7 separate regions of the Homo sapiens genome follow, and regions 1, 2, 3, 4, 6 and 7 are each linked to region 5. Evidence: chromatin loops called from intact Hi-C (ENCODE). Cell type or tissue: OCI-LY7. All regions are shown on one strand. Region 1 has its middle 160 kb from the start of PINCR. Region 2 has its middle 160 kb from the start of PPP1R2C. Region 3 overlaps LOC124905181 (a long non-coding RNA gene). Region 4 holds the start of CASK (calcium/calmodulin dependent serine protein kinase). Region 5 overlaps LOC105373188 (a long non-coding RNA gene). Region 6 has its middle 92 kb from the start of PPP1R2C. Region 7 has its middle 98 kb from the start of MAOA.

Region 1 (4,000 bases), 390 kb before region 5:
AATAATTGTTTTAGTACTTTAACTTACCTAGAAATGACTCAGACAACTTTGTGACTATTACTTAATTTAATATTATATAACATAACTTTAAAAATTTAAATTAGTGAAAAATAATTGAAAATATGACACAAGTACCCTTCTTAATGTGTCCCACAGTTATCCTGGGTCCCAAGTACCTATATGGCACCCAAGGATGGCTATAAAGGACAGGGCCTATCTGCATCCTAAATTTACATACCAGGTGTAGAGCTCAGGACAGAGCACAGAGCTGTGAAAAAGATGCCTGGAGGATCTGATTGTTCTCAGCATGGCCAGGAGGCAAAGTTAGGCCAGAGAGGATGAGGATTGGGCTTTACTATGCCTTATAGCTGGTGGTCTAGGCACTGAGGATATGTCCCCAGGTCTCACCACATCAACCTGTCCAGACCCCAGAATCCAGTCTCAAAACCAAAAACATAAACTCACAGACAAATCAAGCATCAAAAATATTACAGAAGCAGCAGTTTTATGACCTTAGAACATGTAGTAGAGATGGCACAAACCTGTCTGACCAGTAAACACAGGCAAAAATATCTGAATTATATTTCACTGAAAATTTTAGAGCCATTTCTATTTTATTTTGATAATTTTAAAACCAGTTTTATTTGCCAAATATTATCACATACACACAATACATAAAGACATATAGACATACAAATAGACAGAAGCAGATCTTATAGCTTTCACAGAGAATTTTCATTTGCCAGTTTCCAAATAGTTTTTCTTTTTCTCATTCAAATGATCAATTTTCCAATTACCTGTTTCATTGACCTAAGCAATTGTTAGCTAAGCAACACTAAATTTGCATTTTTAAAGGGATGACTCTTACATGAAACAAAGTAGAAAATTTATAACTCAAAAGCATAGCTCTGAGTCTCCAGGCCTAAATATTGTACCATCATTTGCTCAAACCAAAGAAAAAAAAAAAAAGAAAAAAAAAGAAACAAAAAGGTTTTAGGTAAAGATCCAGTTAAGATAAAGATGGCCTGAGGAAAGTACCTTAAACAAAGTAAGTCTTTTTATGTAAATTTAAAGCAAAGGTAAGAGTTTCTAGTCATTTAGTCCTCCCTCTCTTTCCCAGGGTACAGAGGCAGGCAGGCCCCCTTCAAATGGTGATCTTTTAATAGATACCAATTTCTTTTATGAAAATATTTCAAAATATCCAGCTAAAAGCCAGAAAGGTATATCTTGGAAACCAATTTAGTTCAATAGGCAATCTTTTAGCTACTATTTCTTAGCTAAATTTACTGAGTTCAGGGTAGAGCCAATTAAAGAATAGGGCAAAGAACCCATTCTCTATACATTAACTAAGCATGGATAACTCTGAAAAAGAAGTAAGCCTGCTTTACCTGAGGGCCTGCCTTTTATAAACAGTTTATCCAGGATAGCTTTATTTTAGACTTTAGGATTAGCTAGTAACTAAGCCAGAAACTTAGCATATTATTTTTCTTATCAATTAGTCACTTACAATTTTTACTTGCCTTTTATAAAGTGTCTTCTCATAGAGGGAATAAAAATATTGAAATCTTTTTTTTTTTTTGAGACAAAATCTCACTCTTATCCCCCAGGTTGGAGTGCAATGGCACAATCTCAGCTCACTGCAACCTCCCCCTCCTGAGTTCAAGCGATTCTCTTGCCTCAGCCTCCTGAGTAGCTGGGATTACAGGCACCCACCACCACACCCGGCTAATTTTTGTATTTTTAGTAGAGACAGGGTTTCACCATGTTGGCCAGGCTGGTCTCGATCTCCTGACCTCAGGTAATCTGCCCGCCTCAATCTCCTAAAGTGCTGGGATTACAGGCAAGAGCCACTGCACCTAGCCCAAGATGGAGTTTCATTCTTGTTGCCCAAGCTGGAGTGCAATGGCACGATCTTGGCTCACCACAGCCTCCGCCTCCCGGGTTCAAGAGATTCTCCTGCCTCAGCCTCTCTAGTAGCAGGGATTACAGGCGAGTGCCACCACGCCTGGCTAATTTTGTATTTTTAGTAGAGACAGGGTTTCTCCATGTTGGTCAGGCTGGTCTTGAACTCCCGACCTCAGGTGATCTGCCCACCTCGGCCTCCCAAAGTGCTGGGATTGGAGGTGTGAGCCACCACACCCGGCCTTTAAAATACTGAAATCTTTTTAGAAGCTTTTGCACATCAACAGGCATCCCTGGTTAATCCTATCAACAGGCATCCCTGGGTTACCCTATTTCAGGAGCCCTCATTTTAAAAATACACTTCTAAAAGTCCAGTGTTTTTCATTTGTAACATCCACTGTACTTTTAAATTATTTTTAATCAGATTTCACCATTTCTGTGTTTGCTGTTTCTGGGACCTAATACATATACATGTATAGGTAGGTGTTGCCACAAGGTGGAGTAGTCAGTTCTTCAGAAACTATGGATTCTGTTTTTATATTGAATCTTGGCTTTGGCTCTCAGATCCACTTGATCAATGTAGCCAATGATGTTTCCCTACCTAAGCATGCATGAAAAAGAAACAAAGGGAACAGAACACAAAAATCTCTGCGAATTTCCTAAAGTCACAGTTCTTACCTGCTGTAGTATTGCCATTTACTGCCAGTTCCTATCTGACTCAGACATCTGAAGCCTCTAACTGGATCCAAGCCAGTTAATTATCAGATCTAATATAATAATCCAGGACTGATCCTGGATCCAGTCCAGTTTATACAATGACTTCTGAACCCAATTTGGTTAAAAAAAAATTGCTCAAACAAATTTAGATAGCTGAAAACACAAATCCATAGAGCTTCAGAATCTGAGCAAGAACTTACTCATGATCCCCAATTGATGTGAGAGAGCAATGAACACAATGGTCCCAGTAGGTACATTGCTTGGTCACTTAATGCTCCTGGGGAATGCGGGAAGCTCCACTTTGGGTCTCACTTCTGATGCCATGTGTTAAAAGAAAAACCTTCTAGGTGCAGTGGTTGACAATTGAAATCCCAGCACTTTGGGAGGCCAAGGTGGGAGGATCACGTGAGGCCAGGAGTTTAAGACCAGACTGGGCAAGAATCTGGGTGCTACAAAAAATAAAAAAAAATTAGTCAGGTATGGTGGCACACACCTGTAGTCCCAACTATTCAGGAGGCTGAAGCAGGAGCATCACTTGAACCCAAGAGTTTGAGGCAGCAGTGAGCCATAATCCTGGCACTGCACTTCTGCCTAGGTGACCGAGTGAGACCCTGTCTACAAAACAAAACAACAACAAAAAACTTTAGACAAATTAAATTTAACAGAGTTTAATTGAGCAAAGAACAATTCAGGAATTAACGAGGCCCTTGAACCAGAATAGATTCAGAGAGACTCTAGGACAGCCACATCATCGAAGAGGATTTATGGACAGAAAAAGAAAAGTGATGTGGGCCGGGGGCATGGTGGCTCACTCCTGTAATCCCAGCACTTTGGGAAGCTGAGGTTGGTGCGTCACCTGAGGTCAGGAGTTCCAGACCAGCCTGGCCAACATGGTGAAACCCCATCTCTACTAAAAATATAAAAATTAGCCAGGTGTGGTAGCAGGTGCTTGTAGTCCCAGCTACTTGGGAGGCTGAGGCAGAAGAATCACTTGAACCTGGGAGATGGAGGTTGTAGTAAGCCGAGATCGCACCATTGTACTCCAGCCTGGGTGACAAGAATGAAACTCCATCCCAAAAAAAAAAAAAAAAAGAAAAGAAAGAAAAGAAAGTGAGGCACAGAAACAGCTTATTGGTTATAGTTGGCATTTGCCTTAATTCAACATGGCTTGAACAGTTGGCCACCTTTTAGCTGAAACTCAGTGATTGGTAGAAGAGCAAGTTATAGTCTATTTAAACATTTAATTAGGTTATAGTTCACCATGTACAGAGAAATCTTCAGGTCACGTTTAAAATATTTAAGAAGGCAGGTTAAATTCAGTGACTTTCTTAAGATCTCATGGTAAATTGGAAGCTGGGATTAAGGTTTCTGAGACAGAATG
Region 2 (4,000 bases), 330 kb after region 5:
TGTGATCAATTCTTAAGAAAAATGATGACCATCAGATGCCAATCACCAGATGACCTAAATATTGGGGAAAAATTAATTTTCAACCAGATATTTTAACTGTGTTCCATGAGGTAAAGGTAAATATATTTGAAGTATATAGGAAGAAAAAGTTCTCAACAGAAATATAAGCTATAAAATATAATTAAATAGACCTTCTAGAATTGAAAACTATAATACCTGAAATTTTAAAATCATTGGATGGGGATTCAGTAGTACAATGGATATGACAGGGAAGAGTCAATTAATTTAAAGATAGAGCAATAGAAAATATACAATCTCAGGAACAGAGAAAAAAATAATGAATATTGAACAGAGCTTCTGGTATTTGTAGAATAATACCAAATAGCATGACATATATGTCATTGGGAGTACCAGAATAAAAGCAAAAAACAATTGACATGCAACAACTATATGAATAAATAATGAGACAAATTTTCCCAAATTTAGTAAAATACAGACATTTGTAGATTTAAGAAGCTCATCAGACCCCAAACAAAACAAATTCAAATAGGAATATGCCTAGACACACCATAATCAAACTTTTGAAAATGAAAGTAAAGAAAAATTCTTGAAAGTAGCTAGAGAAAAATGACATACAGGGGAACAAAGATTTAAATGACTTATGCAGGGGAAAAAGGCAGACAGGAGGCAGGACTAAATTGCAGCTCCCACTCAAATGAACAGAGCAGGGTGTGGAAATTCACATTGTGAACTTTTGCTCCAAAAACTATTACAGGCACATACCAGGAAAGCCAAGAGAATCCACAGCTACTTTGAAGGAAGTGGATTGCTCCTGCAGGACCTGGGAGACAGCCCAAATACTGTGAGTGCCCAAGTGTGAAAGTGGGAAAGGGGGATTGTCTGCCTCCGAACACACACCCTCACTGGGGAATCTGAAGGTCCAGATCACAAAAGAAAAATTCGACCTTACCTGGGGCTGAGATAATTTAGAGAGCCAAGCAAAATACAGGAGTAGAGGAAGCAGTGGGAAGATTCCTGTGGGCTCTCTGGGTCCCCAGGGAAGTCATTTTTGATTTTATATCACAGTGGTCCTTTGGAAGGGCTGCCAGAGGAACTGGGAAAAGATCACAGGGAGAAAGAAATCTCCAGCTCAACTTTGTTAAGAATTCCAACCAAATGCAGAGTTTCCTAGACAGAACTCGAGGAAGGGGGTAAATCTGGAGTGCAAACATGGGCAGGTGGGGAGGTGTGAAATCTGAAGCCCTGCTTGCTTCCTGCTCACCCACTGCCTGCAAACAAACTTTGTGCTGTTGGTGGCGGGGGCATGGTGGGAATGAGACCAGCCTTTTGTATTCCAAGGGAGCTAGGTGAGGCCTGTACTGCTGGCTTTCCCCACTTCCCTGGCAACCTGCATGACACAGCAGAGGAAGCCATAATCCTCCTGGGAACATAACTTCATTGACTTGGGAACCACAACCCCATCCCCCAAAGCAGCTAGGGCAAGCCCCACCCAAGAAGAATCTGAGCTCAGACACACCTAACCCTGCCCCCACCTGATTGTCTTTCTCTACCCACCCTGGTAGCTGAAGACAAAGGTCATATTGTCTTGGGAGTTCTAGGGCCCCACCCACCATCTGATCCTCCCTATACTATCACAGCTGATGCTTTCTTGAAAGCGCCACCTCCTGGCAGGATGTCAACCAGCACAAAACTAGTGTAATAAACAACAATGATACAACTAAAGACCCTCACAGTGTCCATTTTACTCCCCTAACACCTCCACCAGGCCAGGTGCTGCTATCCACAGCTGAGAGACCTGAAGATGGGTCACATCACAGGACTCTGTGCAGACACACCAGTCTGTGCAGATGCCTACCAACCTGGAACCTGATAGTCCCGCTAGGTGGCTAGATTTAGAAGAGAAAAAAACAATTACTACAGTTCACCTTGCAGGAAGCCACATCCCTAGGAAAAGGGAGGGAGTACTACATCAAGGGAGCACCCCATGGGACAAAATAATCTGAACAGCAGCTCTTGAGCCCCAGGTCTTCCCTCTGACATAGCCTACCCAAATGAGAAGGAACCAGAAAAACAATTCTGGTAATATGACAAAGCAAGTTTATTACCCTCAAAAAATGACAGTAGCTCTCCAGCAATAAATCCAAATGAAAAAGAAATCCCTGATTTTACAGAAAAAGAATTCAGAAGATTGATTATTATTAAGATAATCAAGGAGGCACCAGAGAAAGGTGAGGTCTGATTTAATGAAATTAAAAAAAAGATACAAGATATGAAGGGTGAAATCTTCAATGAAATAGATAGCATAAATGAAAAACAATCACAACTTCTGGAAATCAAGGACACAGTTGCAGAAATGGAAAATGCACTGGAAAGCCTCAGCAATAGAATCGAACAAGAAGAAAGAACTTTACAGCTCGAAGACAAGGTTTTTGAAATAACCCAATCCAACAAAGACAAAGAAAAAAGAATTTTAAAAAAATGAACAAAGCCTCCAAGAAGTTTGCGATTGTGTTAAATGACCAAATCTATGAATACTTGGCATTCCTGAGGAAGAAGAGAAATCTAAAAGTTTGGAAAACATATTTTAGGGAATAATTGAGGAAAACTTCCCCAGCCTTGCTAGAGATATAGATATCCAAATTCAAGAAGCTCAAAGAGCACCTGGGAAATTCATCACAAAAAGATCATTGCCGAGGCACATAGTCATCAGGTTATCTAAAGTCAAAACAAAGGAAGGAATACTAAGACCTGTGAGGCAAAAGCACCAGGTAACCTATAACTAAAAACTTAACAGATTAATAGCAGATTTTTCAGCAGAAACCCTACAAGTTAAAAGGGATTGGGGCCCTATCTCTAGCCTCCATAAAAAAAAAAATTATCATCCAATAATTTTCTACCCAGAAAAACTAAGCTTCATAAATGAAGGAAAAATAGTCTTTTTCAGGCAAATAAATGTTGAAAGAAAACACCACTACCAAGCCAGCACTACAAGAACTGCTAAAAGGAGCTGTAAATCTTGAAATAAATCCTCAAACTATATCAAAACTGAACCCCCTTAAAGCATAAATCTCACAGGACCTATAAAACAACAACACAGTAAATTTAAAAAAACAAAAAAAAAAAACACACCAAGGTATTCAACAAATAGCATGATGAATAGAATAGTACCTCACATCTCAATGCTAACATTGAATGTAAATGGCTTAAATGCTCCACTTAAAAGATACAGAATGGCAGAATGGATAAGAATTCACCAATCACGTTTCTGCTGTCTTTACAAGACTCACCTAACGCAAAAGGACTTACATAAACCTAAGGTAAAGAGGTGGAAAAAGACATTACATGCAAATGGACACCAAAAGAGAGCAAGAGTAGTTATTCATATATTGAACAAAACAAGCTTTTAAAGCAACAGCAGTTTAAAAAGACAAAGAGGGACATTATATAATGATAAAAGACTTCATCCAACAGGAAAGTATCATAACCCTAAATATATATGCACCTAACACTGGAGCTCCCAAATTTACAAAACAATTACTACTAAACCTAAGAAATGAGATGATAGCAGCACAATAACAGTGGGGGACTTCAATACTCTATCGACAGCACTAGACAGGCCATCAAGACAGAAAGTCAACAAAGAAACAATGGATTTAAACTATACCCTAGAACAAATGGACTTAACAAACAGATATTTATGGAACATTCTACCCAACATCTGCAGAATATACATTCTATTCATCAGCGCATAGAATATTCCTCAAGCTATTCTATATGATAGGCCACAAAACAATTCTCAATAAATTTAAGAAAATTAAAATTCTATCAAGTGTTCTCTCTGATCACAGTGGAATAAAATTGGAAATCAACTCCAAAAGGAAACTTCAAAACCATGCAAATAATGGAAATTAAATAATCTGTTCCTTAATGATCACTGGGTCAACAATGAAATCAAGATGGAAATTAAAAAATTCTTTGA
Region 3 (4,000 bases), 260 kb after region 5:
AGATGTTTAGTTTGGATGATTTGTATTGGGATTTTAATTTTATATTCCTTTTATTTAATATAGGATGTGAACTTGGAAAAGCTCTAAGGCAGCCCAGGAAAAGGCAGACAAGAAACCATCATGAATGGGTGCTGCATGAGCAGAGATTGTCAAGAAAATGGGATGGTAATTTGCATAGGTCCACAAAGCGAACATTGATTTGAAGTGTTCCTGTGAATGGCCAGTAGACAGGATATAGAAACAGACAGGAAATCATAAAGTGGAGAATGGTGTATAAGATGGAGTTTCAGCCTGGGGAAGTACATAAAATAATGCCATGTCAAGGTCATAAGAACTTCGACAGTCAGGGAGATGACAAATAGAAAACTGATTCATAAATCCTGAAATAAAATATTACTACCTAAACTCTAAATCAGATGGCCACCAGGTCAAAAATAAATTACAAGGTGAATCTAATGTAGCTATGTAATTAAAAATTGGCCATGTTGATGAGGCAAGAAATTTTGGCAATAACAGTAATGAAGGTGTCAGGGCTCAGAAAATGACATGCCAAATTATGGCACTTTAGTGTGCTGAGTACTTTGAACTAAAGGAGATTGGAATGCCTCAGAAGCAAAGCCACTCTATCCCCCACCTTTCTGTGTAGGTGTATAGCAGATGCATCTGACAGCAATAACTTAAGCATACCCTGAGAAAGACCCTCAAGTCTAAGAAGAATGTGTGTTTGGAGTTCTGAGCTAAGAAATCCAGGAGTGGCAAACCTAGAGATTCGCTCCTTGTCTATGAAGGACATATGACCCCCTGGCCCATGCCTTGGAATGCAGGCCATATAGGGGATTAAGGTCCTTTGTTTTGGGTTATATGGAGGTTGTTAGGTGGAGGGTGGTAGCAGGTTTTCAGTCCAGCCCACCACCACTGTACTGCCCCATATGTAAGTCCTCAGTAAACCCTATGTGTCATCTGCTGGTTCCGGGTCTCCTCTCTTCTTCCGCTTCTAGGACATGGTGCTATCCCTATTGGAGTCAGTAGGTCTGGCACAACAGTAGGAGCTGGCCATAAAGAAATTCTCTGACCTACCTTGTCTGATAGCAGGTCATAAGATCCTTATTCCAGAGGGGTCCTGCCCCATACCTGGGAGAAAGGAATGCTACACAGAGGTCAAGGAGAAGCCAAACAAGCAGGACTTAATGGGTTTCCCACTCCGTCTATTGCCATTAGATCATACATTTTTTGTGTGGAATCATATTTCTACATGGTTGTCCATTCTTCATGAAAACTAAGAATAAAAGTAGACAATTTTCCCTGAGTCTTTGTGTCTTCATTTCTGAAGGCTTCCTTGTTATGTAAAATTTTGATTAAATACATTTGTTATGCTTTTCTCTTGTTAACCTATCTTTTGTTACAAGAGTGTTGGCTGTGATTTTTATGATGGGTAAGAAAGGTTACTGCACCTTTTCCTGTCCTACAAAGGAAAAAAATAATCAAATTATATCTTAGTTGGAAGTAATCTAAAAACTATATTAACCATTAACTAGAGACTATTTTCACCAGGGCTAAAAACAAACATGGAAAAAAAAATAAGACTATCAGAATTAAAAGACTTATAAAGCTTATGTCACTATCAGCAAAAGACTAGAAAACTTTTCCTTGGAGAATAAGAAACAGGGATTCAGACTCAGGTACATAAAATAACCTTAGTACTTTATAATCTTACCTATATATTTTCGGTATCTCTTCAGCCAGAGGGGTATTATCCCACTCTGTAGTTTAGCATCACAATTAATTTAAGTGGGGTTAAAGAAACACCATGTTTTTCATGTTCTTGACATCCCATAGCCCTAGTCCTTCTCTCCAGAATTGTGTTAACAACAAAGTTATGCTGCCACCTAAAGAGCAAGGCTCCTTTTCAAATTTAAACTATGGGCTGTTGTTTTTTCTATCTCTCTATGCTTATTTCTAACTGTCTGACCTGGAGCCCCATAGCCTTGGACTAGCCAAGCGCTGACTCAGGAAAGGGAAACAAGAACACAAGGCCTGAGTTTTCCCAGGAGCAGAAAGCACTGAAGATTAGAAAGGCCTTTGTCGTCTTTGTTATGTGTAATTTGACTAAATCTACTTAAATAAAAAAGAACTGGGGGCTTCAGAGAACCTCTGTACCCTTAAATGAACAATATAATGCAAAGGGGAAAAGAAAAAAGTGAATGGGGAAAAAAATATTTTTTTCTTTTCTGCTGAAAATATCTAAAGTTTCATTAATAAAACCTGGATCCTTTTTCACTAAATATGGTTCTGACCTGTTCGCAAAAGGCCTGTGCAGAAATATCAGGTAATTAATAATGCCTTGAGGGGAAATGTGCTTTAGATGTTTTATTGTTTTTTTAATCACTTAACATGGTTTTTAAATGATTATTTATTTCTGGCCACATTGTTGCATACTGATTTTAGGGTGGCTTACATAAATACATTTAATTATATAAGATAAAAACTAATAAGAAGCAAAGAAGAAAAGCAGGGTAAAGGAGAAAATAAAAGTAGTTGAGATAGAGCCAGGGGTTATATTGATACCCCAAATGCGTGTTCTAAGTCCTCATTGTTTCACTAGAGATGTGAGATGTGAGAGACAAAACCAGGCACATGTCTTACAACATCCATACAATAAAAATCAGACTTGATACTCAAAAGAGCCAGAGAGAAATGTCTCCCCTGGATTCTCATAAACAGGAATATAATGGACAACTTCCTCAACAGCATCCCTACAGTAAATACAGAAACAGGTTCAAAGGGAAGTTTCTTACACTCCCCTTGGTGCCACCATATAAATATAACCCAGGAAGAGCAATTTGCCAAGGACATCCACACACATCTCTGATGGTCTACCTTGGTCCAGGGAAAGAGATGAGCATGTGCAAAGAATGGATGAATGCACTGCACATCCCTCATTCAACAAATCACCATAAGTATTTGGTTTTTTGGCCACACTTGGGAGAAGCACCAAGTTCAGGAAGATACCCCAGACAAGTAGCTGGAGAGCAACTGCTCTGTGTTGCCAGCTTTGCCGAGTTGTAAATAAAACTGACTTCTTGTCATTGTTGAAGAGCTCTGTCTCCTGAGGCAGCTCCCCTTTATGCATATGAGAAACTGTCCTTTCACTCACTCCCAAGAGAGCATGCCTGAACCACAGAGCATTCGGGAGAGGGCCTGAGCTCTTCTAGGTTTTATTGTACCTAAAATTTGAACAATTCTGGGGAGCCATTTTAGAAGATACATACAAAATCAACTGCAAAAGTTAATTTTTATTTAGAATGAGAAAACACAACAAATTACAAAATCTTTAAAACCTGGCAGATACCATGAACATTTCTAAAAATTAACTAATATTTTTGATGAATTAACTGCCTGATACACCTGTATTGTACATTATTTTCTACATTTTGACTGCATATTCCTTAATCTTTTATAATATTTTCTATACGGAAAACAGAAAGATAATTCAGCCTTTTTTCTAGCGCAAATGATGGAAATTTGTTAAAAATCCATAGTTTAGGAAGTTTCTTTCCACTTTACAACCTGTTATTGACAATGACAGGTGCATTATTAGGATTGCCAAATTTACAAAAATCTCTATCGAATTTCTTTCATAGATACACTGTGATATTTATAATTATTTTTCACAGATCAGTTTCTGGCTGCCTATATTTGCTTGTCCTCCACTACCTACCTTTATACTCATGCTTCCAAGTTCCAAAGGACAAGTTCATATCACAATATGATCCTTAACCTTCATGTTACAGTGAGAGATAAATTAGCATCATGGGAAGTAGGATTATATTATTCTATCAGGATGGCTAGTAACAACTGCACAAGAAAATGACTGTGAAAATACATAGACATACCCCACTAAGCTTTACCTAAATGGATCCTGTAGTAGGCTGAATAATGGCCACTTGAAGATATCAAGTCTTAATCCCTGGAACAGGTAAATGTTACCTTATAAGCAAAA
Region 4 (4,000 bases), 1.0 Mb after region 5:
AGTACCCAAATCCTTAGCAGGCAAATCTCTCAGCCTTTTGAGGGAGTGGTCAAGGGTTTGCACGAAACGTTTCTGAAGAGAAAATAGGCTGTGAGTCTCCACATCACCCCCTCCACTTTGGTATTAATAAATACTTTTTTTAAAAAAAATACTGCACTGAGAAATTTACCAGACGATTTCTGGAAACTGACTTATGAACTAATTGGGCACTTTTGCTGTGCGGAGGAACAAAGACACTATTGGTCTTCAACTGAGGCATATACCTGTCTGATGGCGCTGGCTCATTCCGCACATGCTCAGTTGAACAGAAATCTTCATATTGAATGCAACCTAGCACAGCGGCAACACCCAGAACCTCACTCCCTGGCTGCTCCTGTGCCTGCACTCCCTCTAGTTGCATTCTGTTCCTGACAAGTCTAACATTTATAGGGAGTATAGAGAGCAGAGTAGGTCCTGGGAGTTTGAGGACAATATACAAATGAGCTTAAAGTCACGGTTTGTCCCTGCCTTCCTAGCTTCTCTCTAGGTTGGTCTCTAGTGAGGGTAGGCGCTGGATAGATATTTGTTGAGTTTGGGGCAGAACGTGGGAGAAGCTGTCTCTATAGATGACCGTTTGCTGTCGCACACCTTCCTAGGCAGTTTTTGTTTAGTCCTTTTCTTGGACGACCTCCCCTTACCCCCAGCCCTCATCTTCATTAAGGAATGACAGGGTAGCACTAAAAGCATCCGCTGCCAAGCACGGATTCAGTGACAACCTCTCTCCACCTCTCTTTTAGCTTTCTCATTCATTAGCACCCTTTCCCTGCCTCTTTTCCCAGCAAAAAACTGGGAAAGGCTCCCTGCGATTACAAAAGAAGGAAAGGGGAGCGGCCAGAGTTTCGTGCCTCTTGCCGGACAACGAGCGTGCAGCCGTGGACCTTTTGTCTCCAGCCCCTTTCGCGGCTTGGTCGCGGCTAGGCGCGGAGGCGACGACCCCAACCAGCCCCGCCTCGGCAGCTGCAGCCGGCGCGCCCCACTCAACCCCCCGCGCCCTCTAGAATCCCGGTGCCCGCCCGTTCGCCGTGACGCGGCCGGCGCCCCGCGCATGCGCCGCTCGGCCCGCTCCCCTTTCCCTGGGCCACCGCCTCCCGACCGGTTGGAGTGGGCGGAGCCTGTGGTTCTGGAAGCCGCGCCGCCGACGGGGGAGGAGGGCGTGTCTGCGCGAGGCGGGTGAGCGGGGCTGGCGAGCCGGTCGGCTGCTGAGGCGTAGGGGCGGAGCAGAAGGCGGCGGCCGCGGCTCCCGCCCGCACAGAGCGCCGGTCCCGCGAAGCCCCCTCCCACTCCCGGGCGGGCGGTGGCGGCTGCGGGAGGAGGAGAAAGAGGAGGGAGCGTCTCTGCCGCCGCCTCCTGGTCCCCAGCGCCGATCCGCCGCCGCCGCCACCTCCCTCCGCGGCGATCCTCGCTCCATGGTCCTGCCGCGGCCCCCTCTGTAGCCCGAGCTGCTCCGCGACGCGACGGAGCCGGCCTCGGACAGAGGGAGCGGTCGCGGCCTCGCGGCCCGCGCGGGCTGACGAGCGGAGAGCGCGACGCCGCGCGGTCCCCGAGGATCCGCACGCCGGGCAGCGCGGCCCGAGCAGCGCGAGAAGCAGCGGGCGGGCGGGCGGCGCCGGGCCCGGGCCGCCCTCGCTCCCGCGCCCCGGCCCCGCCGCCCGCGCCGGGGCGGTCGCCTGCAGAGGAAGGCGCCGCAGTCTCTGGGCCTCGCGGCCCCACTCGAGCGTCCTCGGCACCGAGGGCTCGCGGGTCCTGAGGGGAGGAGGCGATCCCGGGGCTGGGCACTGAGCTCTTGGGCGCCCCCACCCCCGTTTTCGAAGCCCTCCACGCTGCGGCCGCTATCCCCTCCGGACCATGGCCGACGACGACGTGCTGTTCGAGGATGTGTACGAGCTGTGCGAGGTGATCGGAAAGTGAGTCTCCACGCGAGGGAGCGGGAGTGTGGAAAAATGCATTTCAGTGATGCCCCGGTCTTCCCGCACCCGCTCGGGGCCTGCCCCCTGCCCTCCCTCCTTCCCCTCTTCCCCTCTCGTCCTTCTCATCCTGGAGTATTTATAGACGTGTACCTGGAGCTCCTGCCAGGCGGGGGCCTGGGGGTTCTCAGCGGTCCATTGAGGCCACCGAGCCGAGGTTGGCCACCCCGTAAGGCGTGGGGCCGGCTGCCTGCATTTTATCTGACGGTTGCACAGGGACGTGGCACAGCCGATTTTATAGTTGCTTCAGTTGGGGTTATTGTTACCTTGCATGTACCATAGACCATTTTTGAAACAGAGCAGCTTGCATTTCCTTTGCTTGTGTGGTGAGAGAGTCCAGGGTTTTAATTGTGGGGTGTGTGTCTATTGTGCGGGATATTAGACAGATGCCTTTGTGTACACCCCATGCTCGGATTGGAGGGGGTCATTTAAGACGGGGTGCTTTCAGTTTCAGCAAATTCCCTCCTGGTGTACACGAACGTGGAAAGAGTTGGGGGCATTCGAATTTTTAATGCCTTGTTATGCAATGACTGTTCAATCAGTGCTCGAGACTCCCCTCGACTGTTGTTGGGATGGTGGTTAGCGTGGTAGAGCCGTCTGCTTTGAGTCACCGGGCTGGTCTAGAATATAGAACTGACAGTCCAAATGCTCATCCTTTCATCTGTGTTGTATAATTACGCTGGGGAAAAGCAGGGAATCAGATTAATCACAGTGCTGATTGAGAATTAAATCTGCAGTTCCTCATCTAATTGTCCATTCCTTAAATCTATTTTGAATAGTTTCCTTTTCATTCTTGTCAAACAGTACTCCAAGTGCACAATCCTGCTAATTTGCTTGTGAAGGAAATGCTGGCAATCTGAAGTTGATTTCCTAACACAGCGTGTATTCTGCGGCTTTAGAAGTTGAGGAGATAAGATTTAAGAGCAAATTTTTGCTTAATAAGGATCGCTAGAGCTAACATTGAAATATCTTACCTCTTTTTTTTTTTTTTTTTTTTTTTGGAAGCGGTGCTTTATTGTCTATTTTAAGGTCCACAGTTGGGAAATGAAACCAAGACCTTAAAGCAGTTGGCCCTATCTCTTTTAAGTTGTCTGCAGTACTCAATTTCAATTTGAGTGCTAATTTGTTTCCTTTTCTTTCCATATTGAGGTATTACAGTGTTGCCTCACATGGTGAAATTGTGGGTAGAGCTTGCTACACACTTTACTCAGACCCAATTGATGTGAGGACATGTTACTCCTTGCCCTATTGTTACATGACCAGCCAGACTTAAAAGGAAAGTATCCAAATGTGTCCTGTTAAAGTGCTTGTGGAAGTGTTCTAGAACAGCACTGTCCAAAAGATATATTATGAGCCACATTTGTAATTTAAAATTTTCTAGTAGCCACATTTAATAAAAACATACAGGTGCAATTAATTTTAATAAAATATTTTATTTAACCCTGTAGATCCAAACTTAACATTTCAACATGTAATCAATATGAAAAAATATTAATGAAATATTTTACATCTTTTATGCTAAGTCTTTGAAATCCCAATGTGTATTTTACACTAATAGCACATCTCAATTCTGACACTAAGCTACATTTCTGATGAAAATCAGAAATACTTAATCTGTATTTAGGTTTCATAAAATTTGCGTTTGCAAAAGTATATTCACATACCCAAGTTGTTCCCAATATACATAAAAGTTTTCCAATAACCGAATCAAGTACCTTTTTCTAAATTTAAATTTTAATTAATTAAAATTAAATACAATTCAAAATTCAGTTTCCCAGTCGGACCAGCCACGTTTCAGGTGCCCAGTAGCCACATGTGAATAGCACAGTTCTAGAGAGAAAAATGCATCAAAAATCTCCTTGGTTTCCTCATTCTTAGGAGCACCCAGTGAAGATAAATTAGGTGTTTCCCAAAAGCCTCCAAATGACTGTATGTGTGGGTGAATGATGTTTGTTGCATCTTAGTTATAGCTGATGTAAATGAACTAACAAAGTCAT
Region 5 (4,000 bases):
TCAAATGTGCTTGTTAACATTAAATTTATCTTTCTGTTAAATGTTTTGCATTAGCTGTGATCATTTTTGAATAGACAAAGGGTCATACATTGTGCCAGACAAATTCTTTTTCTATCTCATCAGTGAAGAAAAAATTTCTATCCGTACATGACATACTTTGGATTTGTGGAGTTTTGAAGTTTCTACATATTTAATATGATTTTAATCCATTTAAGCTCATAATTTATTTTGTAGTCAGTCTTTGGAACCACACATTCTCCCAGCTTGGATAATATTTTCATTTGAGTATGGACATAATTTGGATCCTACTTTGAGCAAACTATCTTGTAATGGCTTTCTCATATGTCACCTTGTCTAGGCTGAATTGCATTTCCCAGAATTTTTTCTCTTGTTTGTTTTGAGTTGAGGTAAGACATAGGGAAGATTCTTGAGACATTTAGAGGCTGAAAGAGAAGCAGTGGCCATTTTGTGGCTCACACATATTGTTGCTGATCTGTAGATTCACCCTACTGGTGTGAAGCAGCATCTGATTCTGTGGCTGCTCTACCTGCCGCTGATATTCTTTCAGCTTCTCAGACTCCTAGACCAGGGGTGTGTGTTTCACTTTGTGACAAAGGGCCCCACTTCTGCTGGATACCCTCATTACCAAGGTTAGAGGCAACAAGAATGAACACAGGTTTTAGTCCTTCTCCACGGAGTTCCAGCTTAAGCTTGTTGGTTCCAGCCTGCTTGTGTTTTTCCTTTTCTGACTGCCATCCCTGTGATCTTGAAGCCTCAGCATCATGTGTGAGAAAACAGCCATACAGAGACTGCTTAGCCAGCTCCTACAATTGCATAAGGCCAATTCCGTATAACCAATTTCTCTCTCAGATAGAGGAAGAGATACATATAGCTATAAATAAAAATATAGATAATATAGAGATACCAGTAGTTCTCAGCTGGAGGCAATTTTCACCCTCAGGGAACATTTGGCAGTGTCTGCATACGTTTTTGGTTGTTACAACTTGGTGGAGGGTAGAGAGTTGTGCTACTGGCATATAGTGAGTAGAGGCCATAGATAAACCCACAATTCACAGGACTGTCCCCCACCCTCACACCCCAACAAAGAATTATCCAGCCCAAAAGTCAATAATGCCACTCTGCAGAATATCTGATATAAATATAGAGATCTAGATAGATACTAGTTTTTGCTTCTCTGATTAAATGCTAACTGATACAGATTTTAATACCAAGAGTGGTTCCAGGGGGATAGAATCTTAAGTATGAATTCTCTGACTTGGTTTTGAGTCTTCTCTAATATGATTAAATTTAAAAGCACTAATGAGTCTACTTCTAGCAGTAAGAAGGGCACTGGTAGTCAATGGCATGATGTGGCAATAGAGATACACAAAATATCCCCACTGGTTACTGTTAGGGTCCACCCAACTGGACTGTTTCCCCCTCCCATAGATCTAAGCCCCAAAGGCCAAAAGCAAAACACCCTACCCCAAACCCTCCTGTAACTGTTTGACCAGAGGCCAGCTGCTCCAGGATGTGGTTAAGACATCTACCTTGCACAACAGAACTGGCAAGAAAAACATCTCCAGGAAGTGGTCAGACACCTGGCACAAAGGACCCCCCCCCCGCCCCGTCTCTTTTCTTTTTCCTTCACCTTGACCCAGTTCTACACCCTATAAAACCTTGCTATAGCCTGTAAGTGGGGCTGCCTCCTCTGCTTTTGTCAAGAGGTGGCCTGGCAGGACTGACAATAAATCAGCTTGCCTGAACTTGGGTCTATTGGCCTCATTCCTTTCTCGGCCATCCTTCCAATTATCCCTTACAGTTACTCCTAATCAAACACTTACAGAAGACAAGGTTCTGGGTGACCATGTATTTGATGCCTTAGCACATTTTAGTCAAACCAAGGAGTACAATGAGGTTGGCTGTTTGCTCCTAACTGCGTGGGAGAAAGTAGGGAAAGGATAGGCTCGGGAATTTGAATTATCAGCTCAAAGTCCACATAAAGAAACTGAAAGCTTCTGTTTGCCCTGAAAGAAATTCTTATCTTCCTTCCATAGCCACAGGGCCCTGAAAACCAAAATTCAGAGTCTCCGCCCTGCCAGTGGCTGAATGATGCAAAGTGATTTCTCAGCCTTGTAGCCTCTGTATGAATATAAAGCTGGAATGGGATCCTATGGGCAGATTCTCACAAAGCTGGGGACTCTAACCCCTGAGTTCTGCTGAGCCTTTTTTGCCAGTAGAAGCAGCCTTTCTACTCCTGTCTTGAGAAGATTGGCCCTCCTTTGCCTGCCTTTCCTGAGGTAGTTGACTGGTAAGGCACTGCTGATCCTCTTTAAGACCTACCCCCACCACCTCTCTTTGCTTCTAAACCTATAACTTACCTGAAGTCCCAGCGGGCTCAGAGGGGTAAAGTACAAAGTGTAACCCATGAGGAGCTGCTATGCATACCAAAAGCATTGTACAGTTTTATCACTTTATATAGTCAGAAACCTGGGGGATATGCATAGGAATCAATTTTAAAGATATGGAGTCAAAGTGAAAGGAAAATGAAGTTGGATTGGGCAGAATTAGTTGATATGGGCCTGTATTCATCAGCTTGGCGTGCCATAACAAAATACCATGGGCAGGGTGGCTTAAATAACAAAAAAATTATTTTCTTACAATTTTGGAGGATTGAAGTTCAAGATCAAGGTGCCAACAGGCTTAGTTTCTGTGGAGGGCACTTTCCAGCTTGCAGATGGCTACCTTCTTACTGTACCTTCACATGGTCTTTCCTCTGGGCATTCACGTGGAGAGAGAGAGAGACAGCGCTGATGTCTCTTCCTTTTCTTATAAGGACATCAGCCCTATGGAATTAAGGCCTCACCCTTATGACCTCATTTTACTTAATTATCCCCATCTCCAAATATAGTCACATTGGGGGTTAGGGTTTCAACATACACATTTTGGGGAGGAGGCAACAATGCAGTCCATAACAGGGCCAACTAAGCAAATATTCTAGATTCAGTGTTTCAGGTTGAGGGGCTTGACAGTTTACTTGGTTGGTTGGCTGAAACATGGACCCAAAAGTGACCTACAATAAATGAAATCAAAATATGCCAGAACTTTTGGGGTATACTGTAGAGGAAGATATCTAAAGGCTTAGAAACATTTGAATGTTGGAGTGTCTTTATCATATAAGACCTACTCATTCACCTTGAGAGGGCTCTCAGAACACACCCTTTACCCTGGCTATGAGAAATAAATCTGTAAGGGGAGCTCCAGCATCCTTGATGAGCTTTGTGCTGACTATTCATTATAGACCAGAAATTATCATGGGAACTGCTACCATAAACTAGGATCCCTAAATGTAATAACAATGATAGACTCTTGAGACGACAAAGGCCAAGTGGCAGTGGCAGCACTTAATTGCCTTTGTAAATTGAATTGTGTTCCCTCAAAAAGATATGTTGAAGTCCTAGCCCCCAGTATTTGTGAATGTGACCTTATTTGAAAATAGGATCTGTGTAGATATAATTAAATTAAGATGAGGTTGTAATGGATTAAAGTGGTCTTTAATCTAATGACTGGTGTCCTCATAAGAGGGAAATTTAGACATAGAGATGCACAGGAAGAATGCTGTGTCATGACGAAGGCAGAGGTTGGAGCAAAGCAGTTGCAAGCCAAGGAATGCCAAGGATTGCCAGCACTCATCAGAAGCTAGAAGAGAGGTATGGAATAGATTCCCTTTCAGAGCCTCAGAAAGAACCAACCTTGCTAACACCTTGATTTCAGCCTTCTAGCCTCCATAATGTGGGAGAATAAATTTCTATAGTTTTAAGCCACCCAGTTTGTGGTACTTTATTATGGCAAACCTAAGAAACTAATACAAATTGCCTAAGACAAGATTAGTATAGTTACCATAATTGCCAGCAGAGTCAAAGCAGTGATTAGAAGAGTCTGGCTCCCAGAAATCTTTAGTGTTGGCTGGTTGATCACAGTGCCTCTAAAAAAAAAATAG
Region 6 (4,000 bases), 74 kb after region 5:
TGATTTTGGTGATAGTTCCATGGACAACACATATGTCAAAACTTATCAAATTGTACACTTTAAACATGTGCAGTTTATTGAGTGCCAATTATACTTCAGTAGTTTTTAATTAAAGAAAAAGAATCTTTTGAATATGCTTTACAAAGTCAAAGTTCAATCCTCAAGATTAACTGGTGTATCCTGCCCTGACCCATTCCAACACTCTTCATTCCTGAGGATAAATTTATGCCGAGGGAGGGAGGCAGAAAACAGCCTTATTTTACACACACACACACACACACACACACACACACACACACACACACGCACACAGCAAAAAACAAGTGAGAAAATGAGAAAATGTACATTAAAAAAAAAAAAAAAGTAAGTTGGAAGCCAGATGTGAGGTTAGGAAACAAAATGCTTAGTGTAAAGACCTGTGTACGCACAAGATAGGAGGCATAAATTTCTAAGTTCTCTAGAGATTAACACAAAGAAGGAAGAAAGTTATTCAAGATGGTCAGAAAATAAAAACAAACAAAGGGTTCAGGGGTAGTACAGCAGAGGCCAGACAGGAATTTCTTCCATGGGATCACAGAAAGAAGAGATATCTAATGCAATAAAAATATCCAAACAGCCTCAGCAACATTGTACAATAAATACAACTACTTTTGTTGAGTTTTTCTTGCAGTGTTCTTCAATATTGTTCAATAACATAAAAAGTGTGATTCAAAAAAAACAGGATGTGGGGGAGAGAGACGGGCACAAACAACACAGTCCAGGTATGTATGTCTCTCTTATGGTCTAGGTTAATCCAAGGATAATTTTAGAGCCTCTGGAGAAATAAAGGTTTACATGTGTCTTGGCTGTCCTTCATTTGTAGAATGAGGGTTTTGTTGATATTAATTGAGAGTGAATTCAAGGTTATACTCCCTGAATGTATCTAAAGTACATATATACTATGTTGCTAGTAAAATGAACATCTCAAAGTTAAAAAAATTTAAAATGTAGAAGTTGGGCAGTCAAAGGAACACAAGTGTTCAGCTGCTCATAGAGGTAGCCAAGAAACTATATGCAGAGAAGGCCCTGGATTTTCTAAAAAGTAATTTGGGATCCTCTCTTCCATATGAATTTATAAGTGATTAGAACTCAAAATTCATCCCATAGAACTGGCATGCAGGAATTTTAGCCTAAAAATCTTCCAAGTTGGTATTACCAAATGCTAACTATGACCATAGGATAGATACAGACGGAGGAAAGAGAGATAAGCAGATGAGGAGGCAGGTTTGCAGGTTGATAGCTAGTTACATATGTTGATAGATACAATGCCTAAATTTAAGAGAACATCTTAGGAAGCCCTCCCAAAAGAATTGACTGTTGAATATGACTTTATTTTTCAGCCAGACAATATTTACATGTTGCACAGTTGAGATAAGGGCGTTTCTTCCATCTAGACAGTGGGGAAGTCCATGATGGAATCTTTCAACTTGGTTCTAAATTATCTTTTCTTATTATTCTACAGGTTCTATTCATTCTTTCCTATAAGACTCATGTTGGTTTGGCCCCACTTGGTCCCCTATGTGTAATGCAGGTTTTAGACATTAATTACAGTAAATTCTCAGAAACCATAGGCAACCAATTCTAAATAATATTCTGGGAACTCTGCATATTTCTTTTTATTCATTTATTATCCTGAGAATGGTTTAGCTATTTATTTTCAGGGTTCTTGTCCTTTCGTCCCCTTTCCTAAGCACCTCTTTCTACCTCAATGCTCAGCCCTAGTACGGTAATGGGTAAGCAGCAGTAGCAGTGTAAACACTTCTGCTTTTATCAGCAACAGTAATTTCCAGATTGGCCCCAAATCTAAGAACAGATTCTTCAGTTAGATTACAAAGAAAGCTTTAGGCATTTCCTGTGTGACCCTCCAGCCCTGCAGCAATTTGGGGGCTTTCCCATTCACACCTGTAACTTTTAGAGTTGTGGTATTGTTAGTTCAGGATTCTTAATTGAACTGTCAATCAATTTTAAGCTCTCCTTTTTCAGTGACTTGCTCACGACTATACAAATGACCTTTCTGTGCCTCTGCACTGAAACCTTGCCCATGCATCTCAAGACTAAGGCCAAAGTATCCTCCATACCTGGTCCTTGGAAACCCCCTCTCTGTTTCATATTTGAGAGAGTCTCCCCATTTGCTTCCAGATAAGATGCACCTACACTATTAGGTCTCTAAGGCCCCTCCTTAACTACTTCTGACCTGGCCGTCCCCTCTATACCTTGCTACATCCTAGTCTGACTTTTCCTTATAGTCAGAGGTCCCTAGTTGCCCCCTGTTATACATAGATCTTCCTATCTTACTGCTACATCATTGCCTAATGGCATGATTGCCTAATGGCATGATAAGACCAGTGCATGCACGCTGCCTATCATTTGCAACTCACCATTCTTGAAATTTTACTGAAAGCCTTATCTCCTCCAAGACTCTTCCTATATTGTTCCAAACCTTCTCATTACAACGCTATTCTGCACAGGTATGTGTGGAAACAGTACTAATACCAAGCGGGCTGGGTTGCAGCCCAGTCTGTGACTGTGTCAGCTGTGTAATCTTGGATAAGTCACTTAGCTTGCCTTGGCCTCTCTTTGCTCATCATTAAAATGAGGATGATACTACTTAAACTCATTTGACCCACACAATAAGTTAGGGAGGTTCCTAGGAAAGAGCATTGCAAAAGTTCTACTCATTCTTTCCTGTGTGACTCACTGATTATGCCATATTGGTCCCCTGTAAATGCGGGTTTCTTTGTATGAGACCCTCATCATTAAGTAGAGTGAATTCTCAGAATCTGACGGCAATCAATGTGGCCATCAGACCAGCAGCATCAATATTAACTGGAAAGCTGTTAGAAATGTAAATTATCAGGCCTTACCCCAGACCTATTACATCAGAAATAGTGGGGTAGGCCCAATAAACTGTTTTAACAAGCTCTCCGAGTGATTCTGATTCAGTCTAAAATTTGATTGTCTAATTTCCTTCTAATAATTCTATTCATCTATACTAATATAGTTCTCTGTTTATTTAGCTGCTCCCTTGAGATTGGAAACTTTCTGAGAGAAGGGATATGTCCCAAATGTCTACCACCAGCACTCACTAAAATCCTGATGAAGGATTATTGTAAGGTAAATTATCTTAATATGAATCTGTATTGCAGCCTGAAAATATCAGTTAGCATTTTTCATTTTTACAAAGAAGATCATTGGATTCATAATACTCACAGAAAGATAATTAATTGACCCATTTATTTTTCACAAACTGTTGAAAAGATACCAGGCAAGACAGTGCCAAATGGAAAGCTCAGTTGCAACTCCTATATGCCTCCATCCTCAGACAATTTTCCTGGGTCTCCAAACGTCAGAAGCTGCAGTGAGCAGGGAGTAAGTAAAGGAAGGTGTGGGCGACTTAATGAAAGAAGCCCTGAACTTTACCCAGAGCCTTAACATTGCAATAAGTAGAGCGCCCTGTGCAATGATGCACCAGGCTTAAACAATCAACTGTGTTAACATTAACAAAGCCAGCTCCTGTACTTATATTCTGATTTTAATTACACTTGTGTTTTCAAAGCCAGACTCTGAATAAAAATGCAGCTACAAAGCCGTTGTAGGCACTATGTAGAAATTCTCTAAAGAATAAGTGACACTTCGGGGCCAGATCATTTTAAATTCTAAATGAAAGAGCCATATTTTCCACCTGATATCACTCTATGCACAAGATTCTGATATTCAGTGAAATCACTGAAAAATACACATCAGCAGAATGCAAAATGATCCTAATTTGGTCTCTTTCAGACACACTGTAATATAGCATAATACACATTAACATTAGAATTTGTACCGTACAGCCTGGTTATGTAATATTAGATATTGTCATTTTTGCTTTTTTTTCAAATACAATGCCTAATGGTTATTTGAATATAGTTTCACTTGGCTTAGATAGGCAAGAATATGTTCTAGATATTGTGCACACCTC
Region 7 (4,000 bases), 610 kb before region 5:
GTCTCTCTTGGCCCCAGGCATGGTGTTACTACACTAGGCTTCATCTTGAATTGAGGTGGGGACCCTGGCAATCAAAGCCAACTTCTGCCAGATGCCCAGGAGAGTGAAGAGAAGAAAGCAGAAGGTCTTTTCCACGAGGTGGTCTTTTGCTGCCACCTTCTGGCATCCTTTCACTACACCCCAGATTCTCAGGAAATTGAATCAAGTCACACCTCCCCAGGGGAGGTGGGCCCAGGGGGAGTGAAAGAAGCAGACCTTACTCAAAGACAAGAAGGCTCAGCTGGCCCTGGTCTCCTGTTGGTTAGAGGGCAGCAAAAGCTAGCATTTCAAGAAGCAATAAAATACAATTTTTCTAGTCTTTAGATGCCGAAACCTAAACTTTGGTTTCATCCTCTTACTACAGCTCTAATTCAAAAAAAAAAAAAAAAAAAAAGAAATGCCAGCGACAGCCACCTCTTTGCCTCTCCACCAACTTCTGTACAACTGCCAGCACAGATATGGAGATATCCTACTTCTCTGCCATGCTTGGAGTGGTTGCCCAAAGGGCAGGAACTGACTTATAGGTTTTTAATTTTTTTATGTGTGGTTATATATATATATATAAACATAAAGCCATTGTAACTATTTTTAAGTGTGTAATTCAGTAGCATTAAGTACATTCACATTGTTGTGCAACCATTGCCACCATCCATCTCTAGAACTTCCTTATCATCCTAAACAGAAAATCTCTACCCATTAAACAATAACTCCTCATTCTTCCTACCCCCAGCTCCAGTAAACTCTATTCTACTTTCTGTCTTTATGAATTTGCCTATTCTAGGTACTATATAGAAGTGGGATTATACAATATTTGTCCTTTTATGACTGGCTTATTTCACTTAGTATAATGTCCTCAAGATTCATCAATGTTGTAGCATGTATCAGAATTTCATTCCTTTTTATAGCTGAGTAATATTCCATTGTATGTATATAAATGTGCAGAAAATATTGAAGGATACAATAAATAGCAAAAAATAAATGGTATAAAAATGTTAGAGAGATTAAGAAATTTTAATAACTGAAATTGCAGTTATAGTTAAACTTCCTTTATTCCCCTTCCCAATCCTATTCTCCCTCCTCCCTCCCTAAAGGTAATCACTACCCTGAAGTTGATGGGTTTCTTCCCATTTTATATTTTTATATTATATGTTTAGTTTTCCAAAACAATATATAGTATTCTCTTGTGTTTTTATATTCAATAAATAGCATACTCTATGTGACATTCTGAAGTTTCCATGTCTCACTGTTGTTTTCAAGATTTATCCATGTTGATGCATGTGGTTCTAGTGCATTTCATTTTACTGTTTTATCCTTTTAAGTATGTGCATGTGACATATTAGCCATCATCCTATTGCTGAACATTTAGGATGTTTCCAGGTTTTTTTTTTTTTTGCTGTTACAAATAATGCTGCCATGTATTATTTGTATCCTTACCACATTTCTTTGAGCACAGGCTTTTCCTGGGGTCTGGAATACATACCCTGAACTAGAATTGCTGAGCTACAGGCCATGCACATCATCACTTTTACCAGATTCTGCTAAATGTCTATTGGTACAGCAAAATAGCACTTCAAATTTGGACAGCAGTGTTTGAAAGTCCCAATTTTTCCATACTCATCTCCAATTAGTATTATCAGTCTTTTTACTATTTCTCAGTCTGTTGGATAAAAATGGTATAATGGTATCTAATTGCTTCAGTTTTCATTTCTTTGGTTTTTAGGGGAGATAAGCATCTTTAGTATGTTTATTAGTCATTTGGAGTTTCTTATCTATAAAAATTCTAAGACTCATTTATATTTTAGAGTTTGAAGGAGTTCTAAAACCTATCCGCCCAATGAAAACTTATTATGGGTGTTTACCTATTTCCTTTATGAAGGCTTATTTATGGGTGTTTACCTATTTCCTTTTAGTGAGAGAACTTCAATTTCATGTTTCAGGGCTTGCTGCCACCAGATGTCAGCACTGTACCATAATCTCAGAGCCCAGCTTTGCCGGAAACGTGTTTTCCGTGATTCAAGATGGTGGGTCTTAATCATGTTTGGTAATACAATTGGATTTCTGCACATTTGTGCAAATAACTTGTAAAAATTCAAATATACTTAAGTAAATTATATTCTTTAGAACAAAGTTTTAAAGCAAGTTGAGCCCTGAGTCTAAATATCTGCATACATATTAGATTTCTGATTTCTACTGTGTCAATCTTAAAATTAGATGGTAACAAAATGTTAAAGCCAACATCTTTCGAATGATTATGTGCAGAGAACTGAGCTAAGCGCTTTTGACATATAGCCACGTGATTCTTACTGCAGTTATGTAAGGCAGGCGTCCTCACCTCATCTATCAAAAAGGGATAACTGAGACATAGAGAGGTTAAGTCAGTTGCTCACTAGCACACAGCTAGTTAAATGTCACATCTAAGGTCTTTCAACACAGGCAGGTTGCTTTCAAAGTCTGTATTCCCTGCTATTATGCTACTCTGGCTCTCAACATATGGAATTCTGCAATCAGCCTGTGTCCAAATCCCCTAGGGAGTTTGTGCTTAGGGATAAGAATAAACTTGAGCTAACAAGGGGGAATCCTTTCTAAAACTGTCTCCTGGTGGTGGAGGCGCATCTGCTTATTTCTGAGGTCAGCTGTATCTTCTAGTAAGAAGGCTTTTTTTCTTTTTTTAATCTTCCTTCTTTCAAAATCAGTTTCTAAAATAATAACCCAATTTTTTTTTTCACTCTGCCTCTTGGCAAACTTTCTCTGAATTTTACAGCATCCAACAAAAAATACCTGTGTGCTAATGCTGTATGTGTCAGGGTATTTTCCAGCGTATTTGCCACCTTCCCGTTAGTACCTATGCTCACAATATACCTTCACTTGGAAAGAAGACATTGCCTTGTCTCTCTGCTTCTTATCTTTTGTGCTCACAACAGATTAGCACCAGGCGGATAACAGATATAAGAGGGTGTGGTCTAAATACTAGAGAGAAGTAGAGACACCTGACCCCTGCCTTCAAGCTTCGGAGTGCTCACTCCTCACTTTTCACCCCCATTGTCCAGTCACTGTGTTTCACTAAACATGGGGCAATATGATCTCTGCATGGGTAGCAAGAGTCTGTCTGTGAGCTTCTTGCCTCTGCTCAGTGGAGCTAGGGGTCACCAGGTTTCCCCTTCGATGAAAGATCAAGAAGTCTCTTGGGAAATAACTCCTCCAAACAAAGTGGATTGTCTCAACTGTCCTTCCTAATAACAATGCCCATGTTAATCGGGGTTGGGATGATTTTGAGTATTAACATGTCCTACTGCTCAGCCAGTTCTCCAATCTAATCCCCACTGACTGACGCTGAAGTCCTGGGGTGAGAAAACTACAGGAAAAAACTGGCAGAATAGCTGCATTGAAATGCTTTTACTCAGGATCTAAAACAGTGCAGCTTTGTTTTGGAGTAGCATTTAAAATGCCAAGATGAGGAAAGAGGAATTGTCTCTGCTTCTGAGGAAAACATAGCCCAGATATGGTAGAACAAAGGCTCTAAATAACCCAGTGAGTTGCCCTGTTATGTTATCTCACCCGTGGCAGTGCCAAGGCTCTCACCTATGATGACAGAGTTGTTATAAACTGAAGGACATTGCCTCTTGAGGGCATGGGTGGCCTGACATCTCAGCTACAGGGAAACACAGCAGAAAAAAGAAATGGCTAATGCCATGGAGTGGCAAAAAGAAATATTTCTGTGGGCTCAGGCAAGGTGTCCCTTGGAGACTCCTAGAAATAGTGCCTCTGTCCTTTCCTCTCCCTCCACCCCAACCCGAAGATCTTACTTTAGCAGGCATGGGAAAAAGATTCAGAGAAATATTACTGATGATTGTGATTTGTACAAGTCCATATTCAAATGAAATCCCCAGGAATCAAGACAGATCATACAAAAACAAATTAGAGTAATTTTCCCTTAGGAGTTCTTGTTGGGGTGTTCAAAACA

The links. A loop is a pair of places that touch in the nucleus more often than their neighbours do. Peaks named below come from ENCODE experiments on the same cell type or tissue, not always from the same donor. Only the 100,000 strongest peaks of a DNase experiment are listed, where the experiment ranks them.
Region 1: a loop joins it to region 5, with 3 times the contacts of the local background. A loop is called at or near these places in 4 of 110 quality-filtered maps.
Region 2: a loop joins it to region 5, with 9 times the contacts of the local background. A loop is called at or near these places in 3 of 110 quality-filtered maps.
Region 3: a loop joins it to region 5, with 4 times the contacts of the local background. A loop is called at or near these places in 2 of 110 quality-filtered maps.
Region 4: it touches region 5 in a loop (7-fold over the local background); 7 of 110 quality-filtered maps call a loop at or near these places.
Region 6: it touches region 5 in a loop (4-fold over the local background); 4 of 110 quality-filtered maps call a loop at or near these places.
Region 7: it touches region 5 in a loop (9-fold over the local background); 5 of 110 quality-filtered maps call a loop at or near these places.

What each region holds. Positions count from the first base shown.
Region 1 is chrX:43,332,139-43,336,138 of GRCh38, reverse strand. No RefSeq gene overlaps it. Among named protein-coding and RNA genes, the nearest start is that of PINCR, 160 kb to the right of the region's middle. In OCI-LY7, a CTCF peak has its summit at 2,351 (motif pointing right); a DNase peak (open chromatin) is centred at 2,408.
Region 2 is chrX:42,612,998-42,616,997 of GRCh38, reverse strand. No RefSeq gene overlaps it. Among named protein-coding and RNA genes, the nearest start is that of PPP1R2C, 160 kb to the left of the region's middle. In OCI-LY7, CTCF peaks have their summits at 1,493 and 1,702 (motif pointing left); a DNase peak (open chromatin) is centred at 1,657.
Region 3 is chrX:42,678,855-42,682,854 of GRCh38, reverse strand. It overlaps LOC124905181 (a long non-coding RNA gene), which reads left to right. Exons shown (of 2, transcript XR_007068221.1): 2 at 64-1,306. Among named protein-coding and RNA genes, the nearest start is that of PPP1R2C, 97 kb to the left of the region's middle. In OCI-LY7, a CTCF peak has its summit at 1,916; a DNase peak (open chromatin) is centred at 1,874.
Region 4 is chrX:41,920,873-41,924,872 of GRCh38, reverse strand. It overlaps CASK (calcium/calmodulin dependent serine protein kinase), which reads left to right and starts at 1,319. Exons shown (of 27, transcript NM_001367721.1): 1 at 1,319-1,943. The coding sequence starts at 1,885. RefSeq lists silencers at 965-1,544, 1,815-1,864. In OCI-LY7, a CTCF peak has its summit at 1,874; DNase peaks (open chromatin) are centred at 292, 1,162, 1,842 and 2,252; H3K4me3 peaks cover 3,520 bases; H3K27ac peaks cover 2,491 bases.
Region 5 is chrX:42,941,364-42,945,363 of GRCh38, reverse strand. It overlaps LOC105373188 (a long non-coding RNA gene), which reads right to left. Exons shown (of 5, transcript XR_949037.3): 4 at 3,901-3,985; 5 at 308-824. Among named protein-coding and RNA genes, the nearest start is that of PPP1R2C, 170 kb to the right of the region's middle. RefSeq lists a silencer at 797-856. In OCI-LY7, a CTCF peak has its summit at 1,770; DNase peaks (open chromatin) are centred at 883, 1,013, 1,503 and 2,233; H3K4me3 peaks cover 2,607 bases; H3K27ac peaks cover 3,964 bases.
Region 6 is chrX:42,867,806-42,871,805 of GRCh38, reverse strand. No RefSeq gene overlaps it. Among named protein-coding and RNA genes, the nearest start is that of PPP1R2C, 92 kb to the right of the region's middle. In OCI-LY7, no CTCF peak of the experiment used is centred here; a DNase peak (open chromatin) is centred at 1,905; H3K4me3 peaks cover 1,767 bases; H3K27ac peaks cover 3,854 bases.
Region 7 is chrX:43,556,016-43,560,015 of GRCh38, reverse strand. No RefSeq gene overlaps it. Among named protein-coding and RNA genes, the nearest start is that of MAOA, 98 kb to the left of the region's middle. In OCI-LY7, CTCF peaks have their summits at 181 (motif pointing left), 1,794 and 1,995 (motif pointing right); DNase peaks (open chromatin) are centred at 175 and 2,015; H3K4me3 peaks cover 249 bases.